Linked DNA regions of Homo sapiens: regions 2 and 3 are each linked to region 1. A link is an interaction called in ENCODE POLR2A ChIA-PET data of the cell type or tissue named here. Cell type or tissue: HepG2. All regions are shown on one strand.

The links. ChIA-PET counts read pairs that join two places held together with the same protein. Peaks named below come from ENCODE experiments on the same cell type or tissue, not always from the same donor. Only the 100,000 strongest peaks of a DNase experiment are listed, where the experiment ranks them.
Region 2: POLR2A ChIA-PET joins it to region 1 with 5 read pairs; 2 of 35 experiments call an interaction of 5 or more read pairs at or near these places.
Region 3: POLR2A ChIA-PET joins it to region 1 with 8 read pairs; 12 of 35 experiments call an interaction of 5 or more read pairs at or near these places.

The regions. Positions count from the first base shown.
Region 1 is chr22:38,099,763-38,102,262 of GRCh38, forward strand. All of the region lies in intron 4 of BAIAP2L2 (BAR/IMD domain containing adaptor protein 2 like 2), which reads right to left. Among named protein-coding and RNA genes, the nearest start is that of BAIAP2L2, 9.7 kb to the right of the region's middle. In HepG2, a CTCF peak has its summit at 1,204 (motif pointing right); a DNase peak (open chromatin) is centred at 1,199.
Region 2 is chr22:38,606,722-38,609,221 of GRCh38, forward strand. FAM227A (family with sequence similarity 227 member A) reads right to left here. Exons shown (of 17, transcript NM_001013647.2): 12 at 668-755. Among named protein-coding and RNA genes, the nearest start is that of DMC1, 38 kb to the left of the region's middle. In HepG2, no CTCF peak of the experiment used is centred here; a DNase peak (open chromatin) is centred at 1,180.
Region 3 is chr22:38,171,690-38,174,189 of GRCh38, forward strand. All of the region lies in intron 1 of PLA2G6 (phospholipase A2 group VI), which reads right to left. Among named protein-coding and RNA genes, the nearest start is that of PLA2G6, 8.9 kb to the right of the region's middle. RefSeq lists an enhancer at 2,421-2,500 and a cis regulatory region at 2,493. In HepG2, no CTCF peak of the experiment used is centred here; a DNase peak (open chromatin) is centred at 1,312.

The sequences.
Region 1 (2,500 bases):
CCTCTGGAGGCCCTCCCGCCTCTGCGCAGCCTCTGTCCACACACCCTTTTCCCACAGTGGGTCCTTCCTCCTGCTCTAGGTGTCCTCACATCATCCCACGGGGCTAGGGGATCGCCCAGAAAAGGAATGCTGGCAATCTCCTCCCAATATGCAGAAAAAAATCACTACATAATAAAATTTCTAAAGTTTAAGGTTTTCTCCCACAGTTATTTCCCAAACTTTGGTGCCCACTAGTCTGCAAGGGAGCTTGAGGGTGCCTCTTTGGTACTGAAACCCTGAGCTATGGCTGCCAGTGTGTGTGTAGAGAAGGGTGTCAGCACCAAGAAGGAAGTGGCACGTAGGTTTCCAGAGTGATACAACGGTGAACAGAAACGTGCGTTGTTATAGAAATGCCAGGTAGATGCTTCTGAGGGGCCGCTTTCCGCTGGATCCAATCAAAAGGAAGCCTTCCCGACCCTGCGCTAGTGTGAATGTCACAGCACTGCCTCCTTAAATTTTGTGAACTCAGGCCAGGCGTGGTGGCTCACACCTGCAATCCCAGCACTTTGGGAGGCCGAGCTTGTGACCAGCCTGGCCAACATGCTGAAACCCCGTCTCTACTAAAAATAAAAAAATCAGCTGGGCCTGGTGGCGGCTGCCTGTAATCCCAGCTACTCGGGAGGCTGAGGCAGGAGAATCGCTTGAACCCTAGGGGGCGGAGGTTGCAGTGAGCCGAGATCGCACCACTGCATGCCAGCCTGGGCAACAGAGTGGAACTCCGTCTCAATAAATAAATAAATAAATAAATAAATAAATAAATAAATAAATAAATAAAGCTTAGCACCTCCCCACTCTCTCTCTTGCTGTCTTGCCATGTGACGCACCTGTTACCCCTTCACCTTCCGCCATGATTGTAAGCCTCCTGAGGCCCTCATGAGAAGCTAAGTAGATGTTGGTGCCATGCTTGTACAGTTTGCAGAACCATGAGCCAAAATATACCTCTTTTCCTTATAAATTACCCAGTCTCAGGTATTCCTTGATAGTGACACAAACAGATTCATACAATGCAACAACATGAATTAATCTTACAGACCTTATGCTGAGTGAAAGAAGCTAGACACAAAAGAATATACAGGGCACAGTTCCACTCAAACGAAGCACTAGAACAGGCAAAATTCATCTGCAGAGATAGAAGTCAGAAAGCCTTTGCCCCTAGGGGGCGACACTGACAAAAGGGACATAAGAGAACTTTCTGGGTTGATGGAAACGTTCTAAATAAATCCTGTTTAACATGGTGGCCACACAGGGCATACAATTGTCAAAATCTGTTGAACTTAACACTCAACATATTTAGGAACTTCATCTTATTGTATGTAAACTTTACCTCAGTAGAAAAAAAAACTCAGGTCTGGGATGATGGTGGAAATAAAATGTAGTTTCAAAACCTTCCTTCATCTTCTCCTAAAAATGAATGGAGAAACCAGACAGCAAAATAAAAAACTTAAGACTAGCCAGGCACAGTGGCTCACACCTGTAATTCCAGCACTTTGGGAGGCTGAGGTGGGAGGATTGCTCGAGCCCAAGAGTTCCAGACCAGCCTGGGCAACATAGTAAGATGCTGTCTCTACATAAAAAAAAAAAAAAAAAAAAAAAAAAAAAGCCAGACGTGGTGGTTCATGCCTGTGGTCCTAGCTACTTGGGAGGCTGAGGTGAGAGGATTGCCCGAGCCCAGGAAGTCTAGGCTGCAATGAGCTGTGACTGCACCACTGTACTCCAGCCTGGGTGACACAGTGAGATCCTGTCTCAAAAAAAAAAAAAAAAAAAAAAAAAGTCCAGGCACAGTGGCTCATGCCTGTAATCACAGCACTTTGGAAGGCCAAGGTGTGTGGATCACCTGAGGTCAGGAGTTTGAGACCAGCCTGGCCAACATAGTGAAACCCCATCTCTACTAAAAGTACATAAATTAGCCGAGCATGGTGGCACGCGCCTATAATCCCAGCTATTTGGGAGGCTGAGGCAGGAGAATCGCTTGAACCCGGGAGGCAGAGGTTGCAGTGAGCTGAGATGGCGCCATTGCACTCCAGCCTGGGTGACAGAGCAAGATTCCGTCTCAAAAAACAAACAAACAAACAAAACAAAACAAACAAAACCACCAAAAGAAAAAAATAAACTCAAGACAACATTCAGAACAAAACTATGACAGTATATCTCTACAACCCTCCAAACAAAAATCAGCACCGGCTGTGAGGTCAGTGTGACCAGCATCCATGTGGATGGAGCAGTGGGAGGTAGCTGGGCGTTGAGGGACCTGAGCACAGGTGCACCCCGACATGGCCAGCAGATGGTCATGGGAAGCTCAGTAGGCCAGTCTGTGAACAGCAGCTGAAACTCCAAGGAGTTTGTGAGTCCAAAGGGTGAAGGTAAGAGGTCCCTGGTAAAGTCTGAAGGGGCTGGAGTAGTCGAGCCTCTAGGAAGTCTTGAAACTGACCAGCCAGGCTCCCATCCAGACAGGGCCCATGTG
Region 2 (2,500 bases), 510 kb after region 1:
AAGACCTGGGTGCAAATTAGTTCCAACCTTAGTAATTACTGGTTTCTGGTGGGGGACAGGAGCAGTCATCATGTCTTAAATTTATTTTCTTCTGGTGTCAGTAACCTCTCTTCCCCACAGATAACAGCACTGTGCTGACCTCATCACCACAAAAGTGGAACTTAATCAGTGCTTAGGCTGGGCGAGGTGGCTCACGCCTGTCATCCCAGCACTTTGAGAGGCCGAGGCGGGAGGATCATGAGGTCAGGAGTTCGAGACCAGCCTGGCCAACATGGTGAAACCGCGTCTCTACTAAAAATACAAAAATTAGCCAGGCGTGGTAGCGCACGCCTGTAGTCCCAGCTACTTGGGAGGTTGAGGCAGGAGAATCGCTTGAACCTGGGAGGCGGAGGCTGCAGTGAGCTGAGATTGTGCCACTGCACTCCAGCCTGGGCGACAGAGTGAGACTTCATCTCAAAAAAAAAAAAAAAAAAAAAAATCAATGCTTATTGAACTGAAAAGACAACTACATCCTTTCATAAAATATTACTTGGTGCCAAGGCCCAGGCTGGAACCCCAAGTATAAAGTAGGTCAGCAAATTCTGTTCATACGAACCCAAGAAACCAGGGTTTTGGAGACAATAACTAAGCCAAAAGCCTACATTTCCCTTTTTGGTAGTCAATATACCTTTTGCAGTATTCTGCATTCGTAAGCTTTTTTCTGAGTTCTGCTTGGCCGAAGAGGTTTTTTCACTGGGTGAATTTGCACTAGAAGACTTCAGGAGACAAGAGAGAGAAAGAGAGGGAGAAAGCGAGAGAGAGAGAACAAAATAAAATTGGCAGTGAGAGAAATACAAAAAAGTAATACATGCAATTTCTTTGCTATTTCTTACTGTTCTCAGCAAAGGAACATGCAGAACGAGACCTTTCAGGTCCTCCCAGGAGCATGGCAGACAGCAGTGGCTGATGTGGAGAACACATGGGCTGGGGACCCAGGGCAACCAGGGTTCCAGTCCCAATTCTCTCACTCAACAGCCAGTGATCTGGGGCAAGTCATCAAACCTCTTTACCGCCTTGGTTTCCTTGTAGGATTAAGTCAGCAAATGCATGCAAATTACACGAGTGCTCAAGGTGAGTGCTTCAAAAACATTGCTGTCACCCTTTATGCAATCACCTTTTTCAGCAAATGTTTCACTGGGCAACTACTAATGTGTTTGCACTGGGCAAACACTGAAACTGAGCCCCTGGCTTGAGGAGCTTCCAGTCTAGCAGGGGAGATAACAGGAAATAGACAGTTATACTTAAGTGTGGAAAGCATCCCCGATTTGTTATAGAGAGGCAATAGAAGTTAGGATTATGTTTGAATGTGACAGAGACTCAAAATAACAGTGGCTCAAACTAGGTAGAAATTTCTCTCCCACCATCCTGGGCAACATAGTGAGACCTTTTCTCTACAAAAAAAAAAAAAAAAAAAAAAATTAGCCAAGCACGCTGGTGTGCACCTGTAGTCCCAGCTACTTGGGAGGCTGAGGTGGGAGGATTGCTTGAGCCTGGAAGGTTGAGGCTGCAGTGAGCCATGACTGTGCTGCTGTACTCTAGCCTGGGTGACAGAGCAAACCCTGTCTTTAAATAAGTAAATATAAATACATTTCTCTCCCACATAAAAGTCTGAAGGCGGGCAAGCCTGGGTTCATATGGTGTTTCTAAGCACTGGTGGTGCTAAGTCCTCAGGGATTCTTTTTTTTTTTGAGACGGAATCTTGCTCCGTTGCCTAGGCTGGAGTGCAATGGCACGATCTCGGCTCACTGCAACCTTTGCCTCCCGGGTTCAAGCAATTCTCTTACCTCAGCCTCCCGAGTAGCTAGGATTACAGGTGTCCGCCACCACGCCCAGCTAATTTTTGTTCTTTTATTAGAGATGGGGTTTCACCATGATGGTCAGGTTGGTCTCGAACTCTTGACCTCAAGTGATCCACCTGCCTCGGCCTCCCAAAGTGCTGGGATTACAGGCATGAGCCACCGTGCCAGGATAGATTCTGACTTCTTCCAGCACACGGTTCCAGCTTTCATAAGATAAAATAAGACCCTTGTTCCTTTTTTTTTTTTTTTTTTTTTGAGATGGAGTTTTGCTCGTTACTCAGGGTGGAGTACAATGGCGTGATCTTGGCTCACTGCAACCTCCACCTCCCGGGTTCAAGTGATACTCCTGCCTCAGCTCCCCGAGTAGCTGGGATTACAGGTGTGTGCCACCACACCCAGCTAATTTTGTATTTTTAGGAGACAAGGTTTCACCATGTTGGCCAGGCTGGTCTTGAACTCCCAACCTCAGGTGATCTGCCCAACTTGGCCTCTCAAAGAGCTGGGATTACAGGCATGAGCCACTGCACCCAGCCAAGATCCTTGTTCTTAGGGTCCAAGGAGGCATCTGGAGCTCCTGCCATCATATTCGCATTACAGGCAGCAGGAGGGAGGAAAGGACAAAGAGATAAAGCTGTTTTTTAAGGAAGGTTTCCAGAAACTGC
Region 3 (2,500 bases), 72 kb after region 1:
GGGCACCTATAATCCCAGCTACTTGGGAGACTGAGGCAGGAGAATCACTTGAGCCCGGGAGGTGGAGGTTGCAGTGAGCCAAGATAGCACCACCGCACTCCAGCCTAGGTGACAGAGTGAAGACTCCGTCTCAGAAAAAAAAAAAAAAAAATTATAAAGACAGGGTCTTACCACGTTGCTCAGGCTGGTCTCGAACGCCCGGGTTCAAGCGATCTGCCTGCCTCAGCCTCTCAAAGTGCTGGGATTACAGGTGTGAGTCACCGTGTCTGGCCTAAAATGTTCTTGATACACCATCACCAGATGCCAGGTTCTCTCTCCTTGCTCTGGGCTCTCCCTCACTTTAAACACATCTGTACTATCACAGCCCAGCATGTTACAACTGCCCCTCCTGCCAGACGGTAAGCTTCGTCATCCTCCTACCAAACACTCCTGTGCATCTTGCTGGCACCATCCTGAAAGCTTTACGTACATTAATCATTCTGTCTGACAACCACTCTATGAACTGGTTACTATTATTATCCTCATTTTACATATGAGAACACCAAAGAACAGAGGGGTAAAGTCACGGGCCCAGGGTCACCCAGCTAGTGGGTGGAGCAGTGAAAGCTGGCACCCAGATGGGCTGGCCCAGAGTCTGAGTTTCTCAAAGGCAGCTGCTCGTCTTTTCATCTCCGTCCACAAGCTTGGCTCACAGAAAGTTTGTCAAAACAAAAATTTAACTGAGTAAATATTATGCATAGAAAAAACAAAGCCTGATAGAAAACAAACCAAGATAGACTGACAGAAAACATGCCATTGAGTAGATGAGGGTGCTGGGTTTATGGGCTTTTGTTTTTTCCTTTTCCCTATTTTCCAGATGCTATGTAAAGCGATTATAGTTTTCAAAGGAAGTAGCAGTATAGGCTGAGCCTCTGGGGGCTGCAGCCGGGAAGATGGGGACCTGTGGGACTCAGGCCTGGCCTGGAAGAGCGCAGAGAGGCTACCCCGAGGACGGGCCCACAGGGACGCGGAGGGGTGCGCCCAGGAAGGGCAGAGAGTCAAGAGCATCCAGCACCCATGAGCCTCAGATTGAGGGAGAAAGTCACCAGGGGTGCAGTGAAATCAAAGAAAGATTCCACACACCCCTTCGTCAATGGCCCAGCCTGTGTACCCCCCACCAGAGCCTGGGGCTAGGGGATGCCCCCCACACACCCACGACAGCATGGCCACAGAAACGACAGGCTTGGCTGGCATCCAGCCTTCAGGGTAGGCAGGAGGACGAGATGACGCAATGGAGGGAAGGTGTCTGGGACACAGGCCGACTGTGGGCACACAAACAGTGGCCATTGTTATCACTAGGTGGAAGAAAGGAAATGACAGCCACGGGGCCACATCCTGGAACACTCACGGCATTGCCAACCAGGAAGGCGGGCCAGCAGGGAGAAAGTGCTCACACGTGCTTCCTTCTGTCCCTGCCACCTTGGACCCTGGAGCCTAGGCTCTTCCCAGCACAGCTGCAAGAGGGGGATGGTGGATGAGGGCCCCCCGCATCATGCCTCACTTCATCTCTCCCCCTGGCTTCTCACAGCGTCCTACCCTTGACCTTCCCGTGGGGTAGACAATCACTTTTCCCCACTGATGACCGGCCCCTCCTCCTCCTTACCTGGGCTTCTCCCTGCACCCCCAGGATGCCCAGGTCACCTGACACAGACCGCACCTCGGCTGTGTCAAGCAGCTCTCTCAAACACCACAAGCAGAAAGACAAAGACCCAAGACCTTTGGTGGTGGGGGTTGACAGTGACAATTCTGCCTGTCCAAGCCAGGCAATTTCCAGGTACCAATTTTGGTGCCCCTGCTGAGGGAAGCCAGATATTTCTGGCCGTTTTCCTTATCTCTGCTCACCCATCCTCTGTCAAAACCAAGCTTGCCTGCTGGGTTCATTGAGGGAAGACTGACAGAGAGTGTGCTGGTGTGAGGGTCCCCTGGAGGAGCTGAAGGACGGGAGGAACAAGTATTATTATCCCATCTTCCCATCTCAGAGATCAAGAAACTGAGGCCCAGAGAGGCCCTGAATTGTACATGTTCAAAGGGCAAATTAAGGCCGGGCACAGTGGCTCGTGCCTGTAATTCCAGCATTTTGGGAGGCTGAGGCAGACGGATTGCTTGAGCCCAGGAATTTGAGACCAGCCTGGGGAACATGGCAAAACCCTGTCTCTACAAAATATAAAATAAAATTAGCTGGGCATGGTGGTGTGCGCCTGTGGTCCCAGCTACTCGGGAGGCTAAGGCAAGAGGATTGCTTGATCCTCTTGAGGTCGAGACTGCAGTGAGCCAAGATTGCACTACTGCACTCCAGCCTGGGAGACAGAGCAAGACCCTGCCTCAAAAACAAAACAAAACAAAGGGCAAATTAAAGTTGATGTCCACCAAAAAACAAAAACAAACGGGCTGGGCGCAGTGGCTCACGCCTGTAATCCCAGCACTTTGGGAGGTTAAGGCGGGCGGATCACGAAATCAGGAG